3 separate regions of the Homo sapiens genome follow, and regions 1 and 3 are each linked to region 2. A link is a loop called in an ENCODE intact Hi-C map of the cell type or tissue named here. Cell type or tissue: endothelial cell of umbilical vein. All regions are shown on one strand.

The links. Peaks named below come from ENCODE experiments on the same cell type or tissue, not always from the same donor. Only the 100,000 strongest peaks of a DNase experiment are listed, where the experiment ranks them.
Region 1: a loop joins it to region 2, with 2.3 times the contacts of the local background. A loop is called at or near these places in 2 of 110 quality-filtered maps.
Region 3: a loop joins it to region 2, with 5 times the contacts of the local background. A loop is called at or near these places in 3 of 110 quality-filtered maps.

Annotation. Positions count from the first base shown.
Region 1 is chr6:167,697,229-167,701,228 of GRCh38, reverse strand. No RefSeq gene overlaps it. Among named protein-coding and RNA genes, the nearest start is that of LINC02487, 2.9 kb to the right of the region's middle. RefSeq lists enhancers at 1,561-1,710, 1,851-1,930. In endothelial cell of umbilical vein, no CTCF peak of the experiment used is centred here; a DNase peak (open chromatin) is centred at 1,558; H3K27ac peaks cover 1,806 bases.
Region 2 is chr6:167,541,820-167,545,819 of GRCh38, reverse strand. No RefSeq gene overlaps it. Among named protein-coding and RNA genes, the nearest start is that of LINC02538, 140 kb to the left of the region's middle. In endothelial cell of umbilical vein, no CTCF peak of the experiment used is centred here; a DNase peak (open chromatin) is centred at 1,519; H3K27ac peaks cover 1,594 bases.
Region 3 is chr6:167,681,399-167,685,398 of GRCh38, reverse strand. It overlaps LINC02487 (long intergenic non-protein coding RNA 2487), which reads left to right. Exons shown (of 7, transcript NR_117092.2): 4 at 1,154-1,679; 5 at 2,230-2,291; 6 at 2,952-3,066; 7 at 3,462-4,000. The region is part of intron 1 of LOC124901465 (a long non-coding RNA gene); the gene reads right to left. Among named protein-coding and RNA genes, the nearest start is that of LINC02538, 4.2 kb to the right of the region's middle. RefSeq lists an enhancer at 1-144. In endothelial cell of umbilical vein, no CTCF peak of the experiment used is centred here; a DNase peak (open chromatin) is centred at 2,188; H3K27ac peaks cover 1,720 bases.

The DNA.
Region 1 (4,000 bases), 160 kb before region 2:
TGTGTGTGTGTTTTGGGAGAAAGGCCGCGGAAGGACATTTACTCTCCTCACGCTCCCGTGCTCCCCGTCTGGCCTTGCACTCATTTAATCCGGGGTTCCTGTTCCTGATCGTTTCTTTAGCCAAATTTTTATTTTGTAGATTTTATAGGAACTGAGTATCATAAATAGATTTTGAAGTTTCCTTCCTCCCTTCCTCCCTTCTTCCTTTTCTCTCTCTCTGTCTCTCTCTCCCTCCCTCCCTGCCTCTCTCTCTCTCTCTCTCTCTCTCTCTCTCAGATGGATTCTCGCTCTGTCACCCAGGCTGGAGTGCAATGATGTGATCTCAGCTCACTGCAACCTCCGCCTCCCAGGTTCAAGCTATTCTCCTGCCTCAGCCTCCCGAGTAGCTGGGACTACAGGCGCCCGCCACCACGCCCGGCTAATTTTTATGTGTAGAAATTTCTTATGCCACTTATTTTAACCAGTCTCTGGGGACTTGGCCAACATTTCTATAGCGGGACTTTTACATTTTTGAGCTAATCTTTGCTTCTTATCTCAGTTGACTGAATGTATTTTGCAGTTCATTTTCCCAGGAAGGTGTATACTTTGTATGCTCTTGCATATTTGACATAATTCCTACGCTTTTGATTAAGTTCTCTCTATTGACCAGCAGGCAAGAACGCGATGTCAAACATACAAGCCTGTCTACACAGGGAGGAAGATTTGCCTGTGCTGGGCCCTGAGGACCACATTTTCCCTCCTCCCTGGACTCTGCTGTTCATCGGGCTCTGGTGCCCAGCACTGCACAGTGGAAACCTGAGGCCATCTTCGCCTGCATGTTTTGTGTGTGACTCTTTTCTCCTGAGTGCTGAGAGTATTTTGCGAGTCACTTCCTCACACTGACTCTGGGATAGGTAAAGGCGAGGCGAGATGCATTCGCACTGCTCTCCACAGCTCCTTATTTGGGAGCCCCTAGTCTCATTTCCACAGGGGACACACAATCATCTATGATGTGATATTCATGCTCTACAATTCTCCAACTTTAGTCTTTTTTTCCATCACCATAATTTTAGCTGTATTTTCTTACCACATACAGCATTATTTACCTTATACTTTTTTAAGTTAATTCACTTTTCAACTTAAAAACTCAGTATAACATTTTTTCTTAAGTAAAAGTAACTACCAAATCACGGACCTGCAGTACTTTCTTTTAAAATACAGTACTTTTTTCCCCCTAATCTCCTAATAGGCCTAGAAGATAACATTTCCTTGTACTAATGGTTCTGAAGGACAACTTAAAACAAAAACATGAGGGTTTATGACCCTGACTGGCGCTCTGTTCCCGAAGACACAGGCTCCTGGAAGCTCCCTGGGGATGGCCCCTCATCCAGGGTCCCCTCCACCGCGAGGTGCGGAGGAAGGTCTGTGGCTGACTCCAGTTTCCTCCAGCGGTCGTGTGCTGGATTTTTTGGTTCTAGGACTGCGGGTAAATGGATTTTAGCCATGAAAGGAAATAGGTGGTGCTTTCAGCTACAAGAGACAGAAACTCTGACTCAAGCTGCTTTTAAAAGAAAAGAGGAAATGTCTTACTTCACACACCAGGAAGCAGGAAGCACAGGGCGGGTGTCACCGTGGGAGGGGGATGAGCCAGGGCTGAGCCGTGGCATCAGGCTGGGCTCCTCTCCCCACCCTTGCTGTCCCAGGGCCAGCTTTGTCCCCAGGCTGGCTCCTGCAGTCAGAGATGAGAAGAAGCTTTGGGTGGTGTCAGAGACAGGACTCAGCCCCAGCCACGGGGAACCTGAGTCCTTCTCTCTAGCCCGACTGGGCTGATGTGAGCCCCGTCCTCACCCAGGACCCAGCACTTTCCTCAGAGGAGGCACCGTCAGGCGCTGAGCTGCATGGCTGTGGCTCTGCCAGAGCACAGCGTGTTAGAACCGCAGCCCCCGCACCACAGAGCTCGGAGTGGGCCCTGCAGTCCACTTGAAGCCAGGTCCCCAGATGTTTCTGATGTGTGCCAGGCTGGGGACCAGCCAGTCAGGCTAATCCAGCTGGCCTCCCTGCAGCTGGGGGAGGAAACCCCACAAGATGAGAGGGTGCGAGGATGGGTAGGAATTTGAACACAATCTTGGTTTTGTCAGCAGGAAGAAGTGGTCCCTGTGGCTGCAGCTGGGGGGAGACTTCTCACATCCCCTCCGTCTGTGTTCTAGTTGGGGAAGAAGCGGACAGTGGAGGCTGGGGACCCAGCTCTACTCACAGGGCAAGTGTGGCAGAGGCCCCAGCGTGGAGCCTTTCCGTCTGGGGCCATAGAGCCCCCAGCGTGGGGCCTTTCCGTCTGGGGCCATAGAGCCCCCAGCGTGGGGCCTTTCCGTCTGGGGCCATAGAGCCCCCAGCGTGGGGCCTTGCTTTCATGCTGGATCTGGGAATCTAGACAGCAGCCAGGGAGGGGGCCGTCTACAGTCTCCTAGCTCCAGGCTTTGGGCTGCTTGCAGGAAGAGTTGGTTCTGCAGAGCAGGCTCCACGTCGTATTGCCCTGCAGGCCGTCCAGTGCTTGGGGGATGGACTGTGTCCTAGACCCTAGACCTGGTTGCTGCAGAGGGAGGGGCTGGAGGCACGGCATCCGGGCTGGTGGGGACAGGTTCTGGACACTGCCCCATGGTACTCAGCTGCGGGCACACACAGCCTGTTCCTGCCTGGTGGGGAATATTGCTGCCTGGCAGGGGACGTGTGGCCCTGTTGATGTCAGACCCTCTACCAGCAGAGGGTTCTCCTCTCCCCGCCTGCTCTTGCCTGACACGCAGGCCATCATGGTGGTTGAGTGACATAGATGGAGGTGCGATGGGGGCCACTGCAGCCCCCACATGCTGGGCTCCCCACACTGCCCTCGCAGTGCTGTGATGGTCTCCATGACACCGCCCAGCTCTTCCCACGGGTGCCATGACATCTCCTGGGACTCGCGTGTTTCTCCTAAAGGTGCCTCTTGCTTCTGCCTTGGGTCGCTTAGTGGCTGATCCAGGCTGGAGCATCCCCGTCTGAGAGCAAGTGGTTTTTTACTAGTCCTCTTCCAGGCTACCCACCAACCCATCCCCAGGGCCTGGTGGTTAAGCATCTGGTACCCAAAAACAGACAGCCTGGGTTCAAACCTCAGCTGCGGTGTAGACTGACCATGTGACCTCTGCAAGCCTTCTAATTGCCCTAATTCGCAACTCCCTCATCTGGAAAGGAGGGGAAATTGTAATTCTCTTATGGTGTAGGTGTTACATTAAATAGTGACCACAAAGTGCCTAGGAGGTGAAAAGAGCTCCAAATGGGTAACAATTTCTACCCTCCTGCAGTTCCCTGGGTAGGGATGGGCACAGGCCGGGGAACTCCTTACGAGGGTCTGTGAGCTCTGAGGCACCTGAGACCTCATTGCCCTGACCCGTAGGATGGACTCCGGTGGCAGAGGAACTGGAGGCTGGTAGTTTGGACACAGACCTGTTTACAGCCTTCGAACCTCACTTTAAAGAAATTTCTGCCCTTGCACCTAGCTTATTGCTCAGGAAAGTAGAAAAGCGAAAAGCCTTTTCCTGCTGAAAATCAATGGCTCTCTTTAAAATATTAAAAGAACAGACAGGAGGAGATGGCACGCCACGATGGCAGGGGCAAGGCCACCGCCCTGAGGCTGCAGCTCAGAACAGATGCTCCGAGTGCAGCCAGATGGTGTGATTGAAAGGAAGAGAGCGGCCAGCAGTTCCAGAGTGGCCGCCTGGAGACAGCCCTCAGAGGTGCAGCTCTGCCAACACTCACGGACCCACGGCACTGACTTGCCATCACCAAGAGAATATTCTGTGATTCATTCATGAAACAAAGGTTTTCGTGGTATGTGAATGTTGTGTAAGGATTGTGAAGGATATAAAGAAGTTATTTCGATTATCTCAGTGTTTCCTGTCAGTATAGATCATGTGTGCACAAATCTTATAATAAATGAAATTAGTTTTGCATTTCTGAGTGCTTTGTTTGAAAAAGATACCCTGTAGTATAT
Region 2 (4,000 bases):
GCTGGGGCATACCAGCCATCTAGCTGCGTGACAGGTGGAAGCAGGAAGGTGGCTTGAGCCAGGAGTTCAGATCTGTAATAAGCGAGGATTGTGCCACTGCACTGCAGCCTGGGCAAACAAGACCTCTTCTCCAAAGACACGGTCCACTGACCAAAGACCCTCAGAGTGCCTGTGATGTCAGAATTAGTCAGGCACTAAAATTACCCGGCTTTTTTTCACTATTCTCAAGCAGGCGGTGGTGTTTCCACTGGTGCAAAATATGCACAAGGACATAGGAAGCTAAATGTCTTTATTTTATGTATTTATTTATTTTTGGGTTGGAGTCTCACTCAGTCGCCCAGGGTGGAGTGTAGTGGCCCGATCTCGGTTCACTGCAACCTCTGCCTCCCAGGTTCAAGCGATTCTCCTGCCTCAGGCTCCCAAGTAGCTGGGATTACAGGGGCCCACCACTGCACCCAGCTAATTTTTGTATTTTTAGTAGCGATGGGGTTGCACCATGTTGGCCAGGCTGGTCTTGAACTCCTGACCTCACGTGATCCACCCGCCTCGGCCTCCCAAAGTGCTGGGATTCCAGGCATGAGCCACCGCACCTGGCCTGCAGCTAAATGTCTTCAAAGAGTTCTATGTTTTGATTTCTAATGTATTTGTAATTCACCTAACCAATCATCTAGTCTAGTATATTAATGCATTTATGAATTGAAAGAAAGATGACAGTACAAAAAATTAAGCTTTTTGTCTTCTACAATCACCACTGCAGAAGAGAAGCAATGTAGTCAATGGTGTGCTAGATGTTAACGGTTTTCATCTTGAAGTGATACACACTTCTGCTCAAAGCACATCACACGGCCACATCAAACCTCATGAAGGGTGAAGTGCAGTCTCACGAGGGTGGAAGGAGAAGAAACGTTTGTTAACTGCCCTAATAACTTCCCACCAATTTTGTGAAGAAGAGAAACATGTTTGAAGCTGTCTTAACAAACATATGTAAGAAACATATCTATATCTTTACACTGCATGTCATTTTCATATTCTTTGTAATTATCTGTGTTTTACAGCTTTTTTGTTTTTTTTTTTTGAGACGGAGTCTCACTCTGTCACCCAGGCTGGTGTGCAGTGGCGTGATCTCAGCTCACTTCAAGCTCCGCCTCCCAGGTTCACGCCATTCTCCTGCCTCAGCCTCCCAACTAGCTGGGACTACAGGCCCCCGCCACCACGCCCGGCTAATTTAGATTTTCATAATAAATATTATTTTTATAATCTAAGCAATAGCAAATTAAACAATACATGTTTTTCTAAAGGAACTCACAGAGTGTCATAGACAGGAAGTCGGAGTAGCCAGAAGAAGTTTAGATGAAATCATCTCAAATATCTGTACAGCTGTTCCAACTTACAGCCTGCTGAGTCTTCCCTTAGGAAACCGTGTGCCTGTCAACGTTCCTGTGGGATTTGGCCAGATGTGGAGTGGGGTTCAGGCACGTGGTTCTGGCCTCATCGTGGGGTGTGTCTGGTGAGGCTCTGCCTGACGTCTCCAATCATACTGTTTATTTAAAAAACAGTAATGAGACAAGAAAAGAAACAACTTTGCAAGGTATTTATTTTCAGTTCTGGCGATAGGGAGGAAAGGCTGACGCAGTAGACAGGAATCTCACTCACTGAAATTAGGCCAATCTGAAATCTATGTTTTCTGCCAGGCAGAAAAAAGAAAAGGTGTGATTTTTGTTATTTTTAATTTTTATCTTATTGGGAACAGAGGAAATCATTTCGCCATCCTGTTTTTTTCTAGGAGGTTTATTTAAGTCCCTCTGTTTTCCCCTGTGGTAGAGGTAACGTTGATGAAGACAGCTGGTTGAGAGACTTATTAACGAAGTCATCTGCTTGTATTTGGATGCAGCTCGGCCATGAAGAGTGCTGAGAGAAAAAGAAAAGCAGTTTTCCATGAGATGAGAATGGTGCTAAGACACCGTTTGTTCTGCTGGAAGCCCCAGGGGGATTTTGCCTCTCCCCAGGCTGGCCCCCGTTCAAGCTCACTTTCTGACTAACGAGACTGTCCGACAGGCCTGCAGATGAGCTCCTGTGATTCCCACCTTGTCTCTGCAATAGAAACTCCAGAGTGTCAAACTCACTTTGTGGAGCTGTGCTGTTCTCCTCTTTCATTTTCCTGTGTAAGGTGTGACCTGGGAAAGCCTTGGAAAATCTAGCTCAGCCCAAGGGGGGATCCTTAAAGGCAAATGCCCATAAGGGAGCTGACCCAGGAGCCCCTGACAAGCAGTTCCATTGCTCCGCGCAACAGCATCCCCAGCTTGGGCCCGTGGTTCACGCCACCTAACAGGTGGGGTTGAAGCCACGGTGAAAATACTAGTTTCCTAGTTGTGCCATCGCCTCTTGGTGTGAGGACCACACTGCACTGTAAAGGCCAAACATCCCTCTATGTGGAATGCTTTCGCCAGTTTGCTTTTTCAAGCAATGATTATTTTATTATGAGATATTTTAAGCTTGTAGAAAACAATAAAAAGAAAAACTGTCTACATTTTCATTCAGTTCATAATGCTGTCTGTCATTGTTTTGTTTGGTTTTGTTTTTGAGACAGAATCTTGCTCTGTTGCCCAGGCTGGAGTGCAGCGATCTCAGCTCACTGCAACCTTCCCCTCCCAGGTTCAAGTAATTCTCCTGCCTCAGCCTCCCAAGTAGCTAGGATTACAGGCACCCACCACCATGCCCAGCTATTTTTTTTTTTTTTTGTATTTTCAATAGAGACAAAGTTTCACCATGTTGGCTGGTCTCGAACTCCTAACCTCATGTGATCCACCAGCCTTGGCCTTCCAAAGTGCTGGGATTACAGGCATGAGTCACTGTGCCTGGCCCCATATTTGTCTTCTAATTGAGTGATTACCCTATTTACATGTAATGTAATTTTTTTTTTTAGATGGAGTCTCGTTCCCGTCGTGCAGGCTGGAGTACAGTAGCACAATCTCGGCTCACTGCAACTCCACCTCCCAGGTTCAAGAGATTCTCCTGCCTCAGCCACCTGAGTAGCTGATATTACAGGTGTGTGCCACCAAGCCCGGCTAATTTTTGTATTTTTAGTAGAGACAGGGTTTCGCCATGTTGGCCAGGCTGGTCTCAAACTCCTGACCTCAGGTGAACCACCCGCTTTGGCCTCCCAAAGTGCTGGGATGACAGGTGTGAGCCACTGCACCCAGCCTGATGTGATTATTAATATTGTTAGCTTTAGTTCTATCATTTTACTATTTGTTTCATGTTATCTCGTTTGTTTATTGTTGCCTTTTCCTATTTTTTGCCTTGTTTTAAATAAATTGTGTACTTTTCATTTTATTTAATTTTTTGTTGAATTATTAGCTATAACTATTTTTTTCCAATTCTAGTGATTGCTTTAGGGTTAATTGTACACATCATATCACAGCCTGCTTTCCTGTTATTCTACCACTTCCTGTATAATTTATAAACCTTACAATAGTATATTTCCATTTCTTCCCTCCCAGTTTTCATGCTGTTGCTGTCATATGTTTTACTGTTTTACATATAAATTATAAACCCTATTATACTGTGCTGTATTTCTCATTAAACACTCATTTATGTTTTAAAGATATTTTAAAATAAGGAAATTATTTTATATATTTATATATAAAATATATATTTGTATTATATTACATAAATATATATATTTATATATAAAATATATATTTGTATTATATTACATAAATATATATATTTATATATATTTACAAAATGTATATTAAAAATGTAGTTACAAATTCCAGTATTCTTCATTCTTTATTGATACCATCTGGTGTCAATTTCAATCTACCTAAAGGACTTCCTTTTAGCATTTTTTATAACACAGTTACGTTGATAATGAATTCTTTCAACTTTGGTATTTCTGAAGAAGTCTTCATGCTGCCTTTGGTTTTGAAAGCTCTTTTCCCTGGGTATAGAACTCTAGGATGGCAGGGTCGTTTTTCTTTTCCGTTTCGTACCTTCA
Region 3 (4,000 bases), 140 kb before region 2:
CAAAAGCGTGCCTGGAAAGTGTGCCCCTTGGGGAATATATTTCAGTGACAGAAAAAAAAAAAAACAGAAAAATGAAGCCTGTAGAATTCTTGAACTTCCCATATGTGCTAGGTGCACCCTAGGAAGTGGGGAAGACAGGAAGATTCGGGAAGCATGGGCTGTGTCCTCCAGAAGCTTAAAACACAAGATACCATTTTAGACACAAGATACAGAGCATTAAAGAAGTTAAATAGTGAAAAGAGACCATTTCTCAGGACCACAATGGAAGCACTGCTGCGTGCGGGCAGTCTATGGCTAACTGACAAGTCACCACAGAGAGGAGGAGGCCATGCGGGGCAGCTGGGAGCAGGTGTGCTCAGGCGATCCCTCCCCTGGCAGGTAAGTGTCCCTCCTCTGTCTTCCTGGGAAACTGCACCTGGACTGAGCTTCGGGGATAGGTTTCGACAGGGCCAAAAAACAGAAGAGCAGGAAAACATTCCAGGTGGGTAGAACCAGACGGTGGTGGTTTCTGTGGGGTTTATTTGAGGTGTGGCTGAGGGGAACTCCCCGGGGACCCTCCTCCAGGCTCCGTGCTCATTGCCTTTGCCTGTTATCTGGCAAGCACCCCAGGGTGGAGCAGGCAGAGGCAGTGGCAAGGCCTGAGGTTGAACAAACACCGCGGTGGGTCTGGACTCTGCTGCAATCTGGCTACGGTCGGGTAAACGGTGTTGATATGGTTTGACTCTGTGTCCCCACCCAAATCTCATGTTGAATTGTAATCCCCAATATTGGAGGAGAGACCTGCAGGGAGGTGATTGGATCATGGGGGCAGATTCCCCCCCTTGCTGTTCTCGTGATAGTGAGTCAGGAGATTTGGTTATTTGAAAGTGTGTAGCACCTCCCCCTTCACTCCCTCTCTTCTTCCTGCTCCACCATGCGAAGATGTGCCTGCTTCCCCTTTGCCTTCCACCATGATTATAAGTTTCCTGAGACCTCCCCAGTCATGCATCCTGTACAGCCTGCAGAACCATGAGCTAATCAAACCTTTTTTCTCTATAAATTACCCAGTCTCAGGTATTTCTTTATAGCAACACAAGAATGGATTAATACAGGTATGTCTTTTCTTTTTAAAATTTGCAAAGTACTATGTTTCAGGTGTTTCTACTTTTCCTAGATGGAGTTGACTCCCATCAGAGCCCTCCTGGACATGAACTCCTGAGTGCCAGAAACAAGATTCATTTAAAGATACAACTGTGAACGCTGCTGACCACATTCCAGCGCAGTGTGGATGTTCAACACCGAAGGGAGGGGACTCGGGCTTGGATCTGCAGCTAGCATTGGATGGACACAGAATCCTGAACTATGCATCGTGCTTTAGCTGCCATGAAAATTGATTTTTTTTTTTTTCAGAAAGGAATGTGCCAATGATGGGACTTAAGCTGGTGAAAACCACGTGGAACGGGATGCTCATGGGACCTGCCCCTTGGAGCTCCAGGCCTCCAGGCCTCAGTGCTGGTTTTCCTAAGTCCTTATTTTCTCCCGTGTTTGGCTGGGGGCTGGTCCGACTTCTCCCTTTGGTGGACTCTCAGTTGTCAAGTGTGAAGTCTTTGAACTGCACACAAGAGTGGGGACAACGTTTCTATCTGCAAATCAAGCAAGCGCTTGGGCGAACATCTTCCCAAGGCAGAGATGAAGAATGGGTACTCTAGGATGCTCCATTTTGGGACAAACGTCTAGTGGGGCCACATTTGCATGGCAACATGCCATTTCCACTTTTTCCGTATTTAGAAGCTTCCCATGGAGCTCCCGCTGACAGGAGCCACTCATGTGCACACTGAGTGGAGGCTCAGAAGGAGGATTTGTCGTAGAGTTGTTTTTCAGAGGCTGGGAGTCAGGGCTGAGGGCCAGCGGGTGGCTCTGCACCCCCATCCCTCCATCCCCTGTGGAATGCCAGGAGTTCTCTTCTCCGTCCCTCATGCGTGATGGGGGACAAATGTCTCCTCACCGGTGACAATAATGACAGGCTTCTGTCCAGAGGCAGGAGGGGGGCCAGTATCATGCACTGAAGAAACTTTCACAGCACAGTTGTCTGAGACAGGGAAACCCACACGCAGACGGCCAGGGGACCTTGACCTCCTTAGCAAACAGGAAACAAAGTGCTCTTGTTCTCAGGCCGGAATGAAGCGGCTGTGCGAACACATCCCAATTGTACATCTGATGCTGACTCACACAGAGCGTTTCCATTTTTAGATTTCAGCTACAGAAGGCAGGAATCCTTTGGACTTGGCCCTTTATCAGTGGAATGGACAGAGGTGAGCAGGCGTGGCCAGCATGGCATTCCCCTAAACTCATCCTGGCACTGTGGCAACTCTTTGAGCAAAATTCCCAGGGATGTTGAGTTTGTTGTCAGCCACAAGTACTTCCGTTAAGGGCCACTAAGGGTTGTGTTCATCAAAACTGTATTTTACAAATATCTAATATGACCAAGTTATGAAAGACTTTCTTTGTTCCAAACAAATTTGGAGGAAATGGACACACTTTGACTCAATTTGTTATCACATTAGAATGCAACATTATGGGCTGGGTGCAGTGGCTCATGCCTGTAATTCCAGCACTTTGGGAGGCCAAGGTGGATGGATTGCTTAGTTCTAGCTACTTTGGAGGCCAAGGTGGGAGAACTGCTTGAGCCCAGGAGGTCAAGGTGACAGCGAACTGAGATTGTGCCACTGCATTCCAGCCTGGGCAAGAGAGTGAGACCGTGTCCCCCCCGACTCAAAAAAAAAAAAAAAAAGAATGTGACATTACACCTCATAATTGGATTGTGGATAATTTCCTTATCTCAAAACAAAATGATGGCAGGAAAATTGCCGAGCTTATTTCTCTTTGATCTGTGGCACTGGCTGGATGGTAGAAGCAGAATGCCACCCTCCATTTAGCTGATGACGATGACCCACATCTCCTTGCCTTCCCAGCAGCTCTCGGTGGGGTCTCTGTTGGGAATGCCTGCTGAGACGGGACCAAGGACGGCTGCAGGATGTGGTGTCTGTGCTCAGCGTCACCTCCTCCCAGGCTCCTGGGAAGCACCTGGTAAGAAAGCCCTTCTGGCCATCGGCCCCAGGGATCAGGAAGACGGCGGCCAGGCTCCCAGCCACAGTGTGGCTCTGTGTATCTCGCGCTGTCCGTTGTTGAGTTAGTTCACAAAACACAGGCACCCTGAGCACAGCTGTGCCTTCTGGACCTGATCCCCTATCTTTGCATGTGGGAAATCCAGGATCCTCCCAGATATTTCTGAGGATATCCATGTTTTGGGGGTGATGGTGAGGGCGGGGAAAGAGGAGACTCATGTTTTTCCAGATGCTTCCTGCCCCAAACTCCAGCTTCCATGAACTTCTGCATCCCTGGTTCTCTGGGCATGACTGTCTTCACCTTTATGGTTCACTCTGTGTCACTGGTGGGCTTTGCTCTGCTTCCTCCTCCCCCAGAGCATCTCCTGACAAAGCCACCATGAGCAAGACCCTCAGAGAAGGTATGAAGATGAGAGGCTGGTGTGAAGAGGCTGCTGTGAAGCAACTATATAGCATCGGGCAGGACATAAGGGGAAATTGTTGCTTTCATGTTCCTTTACCCCCACAGTTTGGATTTCTGCCACAAGGATCACTGTGGTCTTCCTCCCTGGGGCTCACTCCACCTACCCCACACCTCCCACCTCCCCCGTCCTCTCTTGGGGGACTTCCTGAGTTCTCGACAGAGCAGTTTCACTGTCTTCTCTCCACGCTTCCTGGACTGGCCCGCCCATTTTTTTCTATGACCCAGAATTCCTTCCCAAATAAGAGCGTCATATTCCTTGAGCCCCTTCACTAGAAGCAAGGAGATGGGCAGGCGTTGAACTGCGGCTTTTCTCTAGACTCTTCCCTAATCCCTAGGTTCCCCCAACTATTTAGTCTAGAGCAAGCCCAGGAACAGTGATTTTTTTTTTTTAACCTGCCATTTCTGTTATTCAAGCTGTTTTAGTCAGTTCAGG